2 separate regions of the Homo sapiens genome follow, and region 2 is linked to region 1. A link is an interaction called in ENCODE POLR2A ChIA-PET data of the cell type or tissue named here. Cell type or tissue: GM12878. All regions are shown on one strand. Each heading gives the region's core, and the rest is flanking DNA. Links, peaks and the distances in the headings are about the cores only.

What was found. ChIA-PET counts read pairs that join two places held together with the same protein. Peaks named below come from ENCODE experiments on the same cell type or tissue, not always from the same donor. Only the 100,000 strongest peaks of a DNase experiment are listed, where the experiment ranks them.
Region 2: POLR2A ChIA-PET joins it to region 1 with 5 read pairs; 3 of 35 experiments call an interaction of 5 or more read pairs at or near these places.

The regions. Positions count from the first base shown.
Region 1 is chr12:44,442,887-44,448,279 of GRCh38, reverse strand. No RefSeq gene overlaps it. Among named protein-coding and RNA genes, the nearest start is that of NELL2, 430 kb to the left of the region's middle. In GM12878, for the core only: no CTCF peak of the experiment used is centred there; DNase peaks (open chromatin) are centred at 2,569 and 3,139; H3K27ac peaks cover 458 bases.
Region 2 is chr12:44,508,623-44,514,015 of GRCh38, reverse strand. It overlaps NELL2 (neural EGFL like 2), which reads left to right. Exons shown (of 20, transcript NM_001145108.2): 20 at 5,032-5,393. The coding sequence ends at 5,082. Among named protein-coding and RNA genes, the nearest start is that of NELL2, 360 kb to the left of the region's middle. In GM12878, for the core only: no CTCF peak of the experiment used is centred there; a DNase peak (open chromatin) is centred at 2,535.

The sequences.
Region 1 (5,393 bases), core at 87-5,086:
AATTAATTAATTTAATTTAATTCTACATCTAGCTGAAAAATGATTGTACCTTCTGATTCAGTAAATTTAATAAGCCTGCTACACAGACATTATCATATAGTGGATACAGAGTCACTACAGGTTTGAAGTCAAGGAGTCATGTATTCAAGCTATTATTTAGAAGATAACACCAGTAAAATCCTATGCTTTGTTCTTAGCCCAATCATTACTTTCTCAGATGAGCCACTCCTTCCATCACCTTGGTCAATTTTCCCTATTTCTAATATTTACCCTTATAGTGATATTTGCCTCTAAATTCCTCTTTCTCATGCTTGCTCGGAAGCTAATGGGGATAGAAATTTCCCTTACCTTTTTCTTTCTTTGCTCTTTTATTTTACCAGTCCTTGCATAAAAACATAATAAATAAAAGAGGAAAACTGCATACATATTTTCTATGTCTTTACTCTAATTTTCCTGAAAGTAGAGATTATAACCTATTTGTATTTATATCCTTGAATTTATCTAGACTAGTACTAGATAAATTCTAGTTGAAATAAAATTAATTTTAAATTATTTTTAGTGACTTTGAAATCTAATAATTCCCACTTGATATCTGCAGCTTCTGGATGTTTCCTGTCGTCTATATTTTTCTGCTGGTTCTCATTCATGTTGTCTTATCTCCTCATGGGCTTGGTTATATCATTGACTGTGTGCAGGACTTTGGTTTGAAAAAAACATTCCTAGATATAATTTGAGGCATAGAATAATATTATATTCCTCTAGGAGAATTTTTATTTGCTTCTATAGGTACCTGGGGGGCATTAAAAAACAAGGATTTTTTTTTTTTTTAACGGGGGTTCTCACTATGTCACTCAGACTGGAGTACAGTGGCATGATTTTGGCTCACTACAACCTCAGCCTCCCAGGCTCAAGCGATCCTCCCAAACCTCCTGAGTAGATGAGACCACAGGTGTGCACCACCATGCCTGTCAATTTTTTTTTTTAAATTTCTTGGTAAAGACTGGGATTTGCCATGTTGCCCAAGGTGGTCTCAAACTCCTGAGCTAAGGTGACCCTCATGCCTCAGCCTCCCAAAGTGCTGGGATTACAGGCATGAGCCACAGCACCAGGCCAACAAGGATTATTTTAATCCAATTTCAGGATGAGATTGTTCTGGGTGATCTGGGCCAGGCTAGAGCTAGGGAGAAGGCTAGTTTACTTCTGGGTTACCCTTACTCCTGAAGCATAGCCTTTTGAGTCCCAATCCAAGATAAAGGTGGTTTACCAAACTCAGTGTTCAGCCGTGTACCCTTTTTAAGGTTGTGAAAACTCTAGTTAGTCTTAGCAGCCTCATCTGGATCAACAAATATTCCCGGGGCAAAACCAGCCCCAATTACTGGGTTAACATCATTAGGGTAGGAGTCCCTTTCTTTTTCCAATCTTGGCCCGATATTCCTCATTGTTCTGTTATCTCTCTGATGTCCTCAAGTGGATGATTTTTTATCTCTTGTCCATATTTTCTAGTTGTCCTCAGTGACAGTGTTACTCCAAATTACGCAGTCCATCGTTACTGGATGCTGAAGTCTTGAAAACCACAATGTTGAACTGACTTATTGATTTTTTTTTCTAACTTTAGAAGAATGACCATTGACTTTGGCGGATTTTAAATTAGCCATAGCAGGAATCCTGGATTGTTGCCTGAGCACTGGATAACATTTTGAAAGCTACCAGGAAATGTTAATGAAATACTACATTCTATACCTCCGGAGTTCAGCCAAGTGCGTCCTCAGTTTTAGACTGATACAGAATACATTTAAACTTTCATGCAAGTGAGTCTTAATTTCCTACGAATCTGCATCATTTTGACTACAATACAATGTAAGAATTAACCTTGTGGTAATTTAAATTGTTTTTATAGCACCCACTTATCAAAACAACAGGACTTGTGAAAAAGCAAACAGAGAGAAATAGAACAATGAAGCCTGGCAAATCAGACCCGAAGGACAAGACTTGTTTCTGCAGTGACTTTAAGATTATTTATCCATTGCTACTTATCCAAACATTTATTAGAACCCTGTGGTATGCCAGGTATGATAATGGATGCTACAGGCAGGAAGCAAAAATTTAAAAAGAAAGCCATGGTTCCTGTCCTCCCATTATAGTGTCCATGCCTGGCAACTGCTTAATATACTATTACTCTAAAAACTTTCCAAACACAATCAGAAAGGTGTTTTATTTGTTCTACTGCCCAAACACATTTGCAGTGGGTCAAAAAATAATGGAAGCTTCATGGTAACAAGAGGTGATCATTTGCTCAATGTATAATGAAGCGGGAAAGAGAGTGAGAAAGAGTTGGCATGTTGGGAGGATAGTTTTTGGCTGTGCTGGTTGGGAATGGGGTGGGCAAGGAAACTGACAGGTACAGTGACCCTGAGTCTCAGCTTCTCTTTTAATATTTTCCCTTTGTGTTGCATGTCCACTCCCAGGATGAGACTCCTACCTCACCTCTCTTCTGACTATGACCAAGCAAAGTACAGTGAGAGTTCTGCTCAGATGAATCAGCAACTGTCTGTAATGGGGCCAAAGTCAAGACACAGCACTGCTCTCACCAATTTTCTAGATCAGAGGCTTTATTTAAAGGCTGAGGGAGAACTGAAAAACTTCCAACTCAGTAACCTTACTTACTCCCTAGACCCTTTCCAGGAATTGCTAACAATCCTAAAGAAAGGAACTACTAGGCCAAGCACATTTTCTAAGTACGAAAGAGAATTCGAAAATTAAGCAGACTAACAAAATGCTGTGAAAATTAATCAAGCTTCTCATATTAGTTTTTCGTAAGTCTTTTTGTTTGTTTTTGTTTTGTTTTTGTTTTTTGAGACGGAGTCTCTCTCTGTCACCAGGCTGGAATGCAGTGGCACAATGTCGGCTCACTGCAACCTCCAACTCCCTGGTTCAAGCGATTCTCCTGCCTCAGTTTCCTGAGTAGCTGGGATTTTCCTAAGTCTTAAAACCAGAGCTGTGACTATGAGTCATAATGTCACACCACCTTCTCTGTCTCTGTTGTAAATCATTCAACCAAAACTACACACTTTGGTGAAGTTCAAATATTTATGAATAAGCTGGCTGAACAAACCCACCTTGGAGCTTGGATGTGAAAGCTAAAGACAAACATGTCAAGACTGCACTTGACAGAGTTAGGAGATGGGAAGTTCAAAGGTTACAAATGTGAAACATTTGAGAATTAAAGGGTTAAAAAATGAAAGTAAATGCAACTGCATGAAGACTGCAGTAATTCATATGTCCTGGGGAAGCTAATCTGATACTAGCAGTCATAATTGTAAAATTGCACTGTTTTTACTGTTCCTTTTCTATTATGTTATTTAATTAATTAATTAAGCTTGGTTGTTCAATTAAATTTTAATTAATACAGTAATTGGAACTAGGCAAACAAAGCCCTGCTTACCAGCAGTCCTTTGGAACCTGCTTTGATGAACAGATCAAAATGATTTATAATTAGGTGTCAATTATTTATATGCAAATTATATTGTTAAAGGGCCTGAGGGCATCTTGAAAAGTTTATTTTCAAGAGCTTTAAACTTTCTTTCTACCTATAATCTTATTTACATATGTGAATTTTCTTAGCTGATAGATATTCATGGATAGTAAAACATGACTATAAAACAGTATTTCTCTGCTTTTACAAATTCTAAGCCTATGGCAAGTGAATTAGTAGTGTTTTCTTACATTTTGTTTGGTTTAGTACTTCTAATAGGAGCTCATCAGTGGAGAGCATGATGTCTATTCACAAGAGTCAATAAGACTAAATTCAGGGTTTTTTTTTTTTTTTTAGAGAAAATGTGTCTTAAATAGATTAGTTGATTTATTCTTTCCCTTCTCTTTTCTCTTCCCTCCCTCCCTCTATCCCTTCCTTTTTTACTGCTACTTTGCAAGAAGTTTCTGGATCTTTATGTTATTTGTACATGGAGACACACTGATCAAGTGTTTGTTAAATGTAATGTTCATCAAAGATACTTTACATTTATATAGAACTTGCATGAATATTTTCTCTTTTAATCCTCACAATTCTAAGATGTTTACAAAAAAAACTATTTTTTCCCTTTTACAGATGGGAAACTAAGTCTAAGAAAAGCAAAGTATTAGACTTAAGATCAACAATTAGTAAGTAATGGAATTGCTATTATTATAACACACTCACGATATTGACCAATTTTATGTGCCATAAAATTAGAGTAAAATATTAATATCTATGAAATGTTTTATGGTTTTGATACACAGGCATAGGGCAGAACCTGAACTATGTGCAAATATTCTGTTTGTCTGTTTTCTAAAGCTAAGAGAATACCAGCCTCTCTCCACATCAAGTAAACTTAGATCCCCCCACCAGTTTTGCTCTCCAAACACGGAGTCCTCTGAAATACAATCTGCAGTACTCGGAATATTTTAAGTGGTCTTCTCACTCACTAATTTTGCCTGCAAATGTCCTTTTTGGCCCTAGGTCAAGACTACTTTTTATATTTCCTATAAGACCTGGGTCCTTATCTAATGTTTTTTCCATGAAACTAGACAAAAGGGTCACGCAATCTGGATGTAGCTGTGACTTGTGATTTTGGTTAATGTACCTATGTTGAACCAGAGTCACCTTGCCCATTATAATTTTACATTTGTAGTTGTGTAAATGCCCAGAAATAGCATTTTTCATTTTTAAAATGTCTAAAGCAATTTTCTTTAATAAGCACATGATCTCTACATCTCTTCCTGTAACCTTTCTGAAAACATTAAAATTTTCTAACTGGATAGATTTATGAATTTTAAAAAACGACCAGTAGGACAACACGTCCTCCATTAACCTTGGACAAAAGTGGCTCATCCATTTAAGAAGAAAAATCAACAATATTCCATGGAAATATTTATGAAAAATCAAATACAGTCACTACTGAAGAGCTGATAAAGAAAATAAGGCATATGAAGCAAAAATACCTACTAATATATATATGTATGTATGTACATATAAGTAAAATATATGTAAACATGTACCTATACAATAAAATATAAAATGTTGAATATATGTATACATGTAGTTTTTACACAAATAACATATATACGTACACCAGAAATACTCTACCTCCTTATTCCTTAGGCAGAGAAAAAAATATATATATATATAGAAAGAGAGAGAGAGAGACTGATTTACTTTGTCACAGATTAGCTGAAGATGAAATGTTTTGAATGAGGCTCCTACCTGCTTTACTGTTACATTTACGTTTTGTCCTCTCTCTGCAATTGACTAAAGCCCTAGTAGAAATGGGCACAGGAACTGGAATATATGACAGAATGCTGAAATTGCATTGACAATTACTGGATGTAGGCTGCTACATATATTATACTGACATCAA
Region 2 (5,393 bases), core at 325-5,324, 65 kb before region 1:
TTCTCTATCTTTGTTTTTAGTAGTTTGACTATGATGCACTTAGGTCTAATTTTTTTTTTTTTTGGTCTTTATTTTCTTTGGTGTTTGCTGGGCTTTTTGGATATCTAAGTTGATGTCATTTCACCAAACTTGAGAAAAGTTGAGCCATCGTTTTTTCACATATTTTGTCTGCCACATTTTTTTCTCTCATAGTTTTCTGAGACTCCAATTAAACATTCGCTTAGATGGTTTAATTATCCTAAAGGTCACTAAAGTTCTATTTTTATTTCAATATTTTTGTCTTTGTTTTATGGATTGGATAATTTCTATTGCTTTGTCTTCAAATTTACTGGCTTTTTCTTCTGCCATCTCTAATCTGCTATTAGGTTCATCCAGTGAATCTTTTCATTTCAGATATTGCATTTTTCAGTTCCAGAATTTCCACTTAATTTTTAGTAGTTTAATTTCTCTGCCAAGTTTTACCATTTATTCATTCATTATGACTGTATCTTTTAACATTTTTGAGCATATTTATGATAGATACTTTCCAGTCTTTGCTAATTACAACATCTGGATCATCTTCGAGTCATTTTCCATTCACTGCTTTTTCTCTTCATTAGGAGCCACATTTTCCTGTTTTTCTTCACGTCTATTAATTTTTATAATATATTGGATATGATGGATGATATGTTTTATAGATCATAGGTTCCATTGGCTTCTTGTGAAGACTGTTTTTGTTCTAGCAGGTTGTAAATTATTAGCCAATAACCTAGCACTTATTAGAGGTTGGCTTTACACCAGTTAGGGGGGGTCTGTTTCAAATTTACCTTTAGTTTTAGCATGAATCTCTTAATCTGTAGGTATTGTTTTACACCTAATCATGGCCCTTTTAGGCCTTCAATGGAAAGCTTGGATTATTTGGTTTTTCCTTTTATGTTTGGTTGACACATAGTGGTTGCACATATTTATGGGGGTACAGAGTGTTGATACATATGTACAGTATGCAATGATCAGGGTAATTAGGGTATTTTTTACCTCAAGCATTTATTACTTTGTGGTGGGAACATTCAAAATCCTTTCTTCTAGATTTCTGAACATATACAATAAATTATTATTAATTATATTTATCCTACAGTGTTATAGAACACTAGAACTTATTCCTCCTATCTAGCTGTGTAATTTTGTATACTTTAACCAACATCTTCCTATCCTCCTCTCCCCTATACTCCTCCTAGCTTCTGATCACCATAATTCTTCTTCTATAAGATGAATTTTTTAGCTCCAACATATAAGAGAGAACATGTAGTATGTATCTTTCTGCACCTGGCTTATTTCACATAATGTCCTCCAAGTCTCATCCATGTTGTTGAAAATGACAAGATTTCATTCTTCTTATGTCTGGATGGTATTCCATTGTGGATATATGCCACATTTTCTTTGTTCATTCATCTGTTGATAGACATTTAGGTTGATTACATATCTTGGTGATTGTGAAAAATACTGCATGGGGGTTCAGATATATCTTCAATATACTGATTTTTTTTTTCCTTTCAGTAAAAACCCAGTAGTGAGATTGCTGGATCATATGTTAGATCTATTTTAGTTTTTTGAGAAACTTTCATACTGTTTTTTATAATGGCTCTACTAATTTACAGTCCCACCAACAGTGCACAAGGGTTCCTGTTTCTCTGCATCCTCACCAGCATTTGTAATTTGTTCCTTTTTAATAAAAGCTGTTCTAACTGGAGTGAGATGATAGCTCATTGTGGTTTTGACCTGCGTTTCCCTGATGATTAGTGATGTTGAGCATTTTTAATATATGTGTTGGTCATTTGTATGACTTCTTTTCAGCAATATCTGTTCAAATCCTTTGCCCATTTTTAATTGGATTACTTGCAGTGTTTTGCTGTTATTTGAGTTCCCTGTACATTCTGGGTATGAATCTCTTGTCAGATGAATAGTTTGCAAATATTTTCTTCCATTCTGCAAGTTGTCTCTTCATTCTGTTGATTTTTTTCTTTGCTGTGCAGAAGCTTTTTAGTTTGATATAGTCTCATTTATCTATTTTTGTTTTTGTTGCCTGTGCTTTTGTGGTCTCACTCATAAAATATTTGCCTAGACCTGTGTCCTGAAGCATTTGTCTTATGTTTTCTTCTAGTAGTTTTATAGTTGCAGGTATTAATACTACATGTAAATCTTTAATCCATTTTTAGTTGATTTTTTATAGGTGGTGAGAGATAGAAGTCTAAGGAAAACTTAAACTGTTTATCAATCCTTTATATCTTAGAAGGACACAGATCTGACGCACTGCTTCAGTGAGCAGCATCTGAAAGCTCTTCTCATATCTTTCAACCTTCAAACTGTGGCTCTCTTGATTTGCTCTTTAGAATCTCTTCTGCAACTCAAAGATCAGCCAAGGATTTAAAAGGAGTTTGTTTACTGATTCACTTCTTCTTTTATAGATATTTCCCCCTCAATTTCCAGCCACTCTGACAACTCCCAAGCTGTCCTCTGACACCTCAGTGAGATTGTGGCTTTCTGCTTTCCTTATAGTTATCTCAAGCTGCACAGACTGGGGAGTGCCCTAAGGGGGAATACCAAGTGAAAACAACACTCACACAGTACATTTTCCTTCTTTCAAAGATTGAAACTGCTGTAGTGTCTGCCTGACACTCTCTATTGCTTTCAATTGTTATTTTTGTATTTTGTTCAGACTTTATAGTTGTTATCTATAGGAGGGTTAGTCTTATATAAGAAACTATGCTATCAGTAAAACTGGAACCCAAGTAGGATGCTTTATTAGTTGTCCATGCTTCCCTAATTAAGGAGCTGCCATTGATATGGTTTGTAGAATCCTGTTATAGCAGAACATATCCAATATGGAATAAGCAACACACTCCTGGAAGATTTTAGAAAACAAAGAAACCCTTCCTAAGACATACTTATGGGTGCAATATTAATGGTTTCTTCCCCATAGGGTTCTAATGCTAATTGCACATACTCAGTGATGGAAAGCTCCAGAAATTCCCTAATTATATTTCTGCTCCAAAGCCATATAATTTGAGGAGCTGATATTCCCAGGAACTGGTACACCCATCACTTTGTTGGGCCAATGAATTAAGAAAGATTGTGTGACCTGGTTATGGTCAGAAAACCTGTGCCTCTGAGCCGGCACCTCAGAGTGGCCTTTGTCAGACAGGAGAGGCAAAGATGGTTCCAGCCTGGGGCATCTTGGAGATTCTAGGGCACAGCTGAGTTCTACAAGTCTCAATCGAACAGTTCTGTCTCTAGGAATATGTTAGGGGCTGGAGATATGATGACAAAACTTTAAAATGCCACTAGGGGTCTAAGAAATGGTTGAGTCTGTCACTGCCAGAATATGAACTCAGCTTAATAATAAGTTAGAAAAGATGCAAATAAGTTAAACTGATAATATTCTTCTTGGATATATACTGGCTTTTTCCTCATCAGTGTGCTTTAGCAAAGGCTAGACTATCAAAATCTTTTCAGGTTTCCTTTTATAGAAACAAAGACACTTTCAGTTTTTATCATATTAAAGTATAATGCATTTCAATCATCAAAAGCCAATTTTCTGAGAGAAACTATATAATGGAGGATGTATTTTAGAGTCAGGCTAGCCTGAGTTTTAATCCTAGCTCTACCATTTACTAGCTGTGTGATTTTGGACATGATATTTAAGCTTTCTGATCTTCAGTTTCTGAATCTAAAACGTGTGACTATTAATAGGAATCCAACTGGGAATGCTGTGCGGTTGAAATTAGATAATGTATTTTAAATGCCTGGCAAAGTGTCTGACACAGAGTACACACTTAAGGAATGGAGGGATATTATCATCATCACGGTTTTAAAAACGATATTAACATTATCTATGAGTTAGCTGGTTGAGAAAAGTAAGAGTGCAGGGAATCAAAAGAATAGGATAGAAGGTTTTTCTTCTTTGTACAACACTATATTGTTTTGATACCTTATATCAAAAACTAATTATGCATATCTGGCCCTTCCCTGCCTATTTATCCTATTTCATCACCACAGTTTTCTTCCCTAACTGAAAATTCTTACCCAAAGCTTTTTTTCAGTTTCTTAACTACACAAAACTCTCCTCTGTGCGTTTGGCCACCTTTTCATGCAGTCTCCAGGTCTCGGTTTAAATATCACCTCACAGAACAGTCTACCCTGGACATTGACTAAGTAGCTAGTCTTTTATTAATCTCACACAACCACCTAGTGTATTTCCTTTTGTCTTAGTCAGTTCAGGCTGCTGTAACAGAATACCATAGACTGGGTGGCTTAAACAACGACAATTCATTCCCCACAATTTTGGAGGCTGAGAAATTCATTTCTCACATTCCAAGATCCAGACCCTGGCAGATCTGGTATCTCCAAGGACACACTTCCTGTTTGCAGATGGCCATTTCTCATTGTATCACATGGTAGATAGAGAGAGAGGACGCATGTGTTCTCATCTTTTTGTAAGGGCACTGATCCCATTCATGAGTGCTCTACCCTCATTCACTAATTACCTCTCAAAGGCTTTACCTCCTAATACCATCACACTGGGGATTAGGATTTCAACATGTGGGTTTTAAGAGGATGCAAACATTTAGTTCATAGCACCTTTCTAGCACTTTTCACAATTTTTGATTATATGTTTGCATGGTACTTACTAGTTTTCTCCCTAGATAAACTGCAAACCCTGCTCTGTGAGGTTAGTGACCATGTCTGCTTTATTTATTAATATACTTAGTGCTTACATAGACTTAGTACATATTTTGCAAATAAATGAAAGAACAAATGTGATACAGAGGATGCCAATGAGTAAATAAAGCCAGTTTATGACTTCCCACAAATACAATGGGCATAATAATTGAGTCTGCAATAGTAGAGTCATGAAAAGTGATTGGGCCATTGAATTTTTAGGAATGCAGAAATAAATTATACAGTTTTGTTTGTAAGTACCAATCAATAAATGTGATCATTTACTAATGGCTTAAAAATTCATACTGTTTTTCTTTCTACTTTTTTTAAATCTAGAATGGCCACATCTGTTGCTCAGTGGATCCACAGTGCCTTCAGGAACTGTGAAGTTAACTGTCTCATGGGAGATTTCTGTTAAAAGAATGTTCTTTCATTAAAAGACCAAAAAGAAGTTAAAACTTAAATTGGGTGATTTGTGGGCAGCTAAATGCAGCTTTGTTAATAGCTGAGTGAACTTTCAATTATGAAATTTGTGGAGCTTGACAAAATCACAAAAGGAAAATTACTGGGGCAAAATTAGACCTCAAGTCTGCCTCTACTGTGTCTCACATCACCATGTAGAAGAATGGGCGTACAGTATATACCGTGACATCCTGAACCCTGGATAGAAAGCCTGAGCCCATTGGATCTGTGAAAGC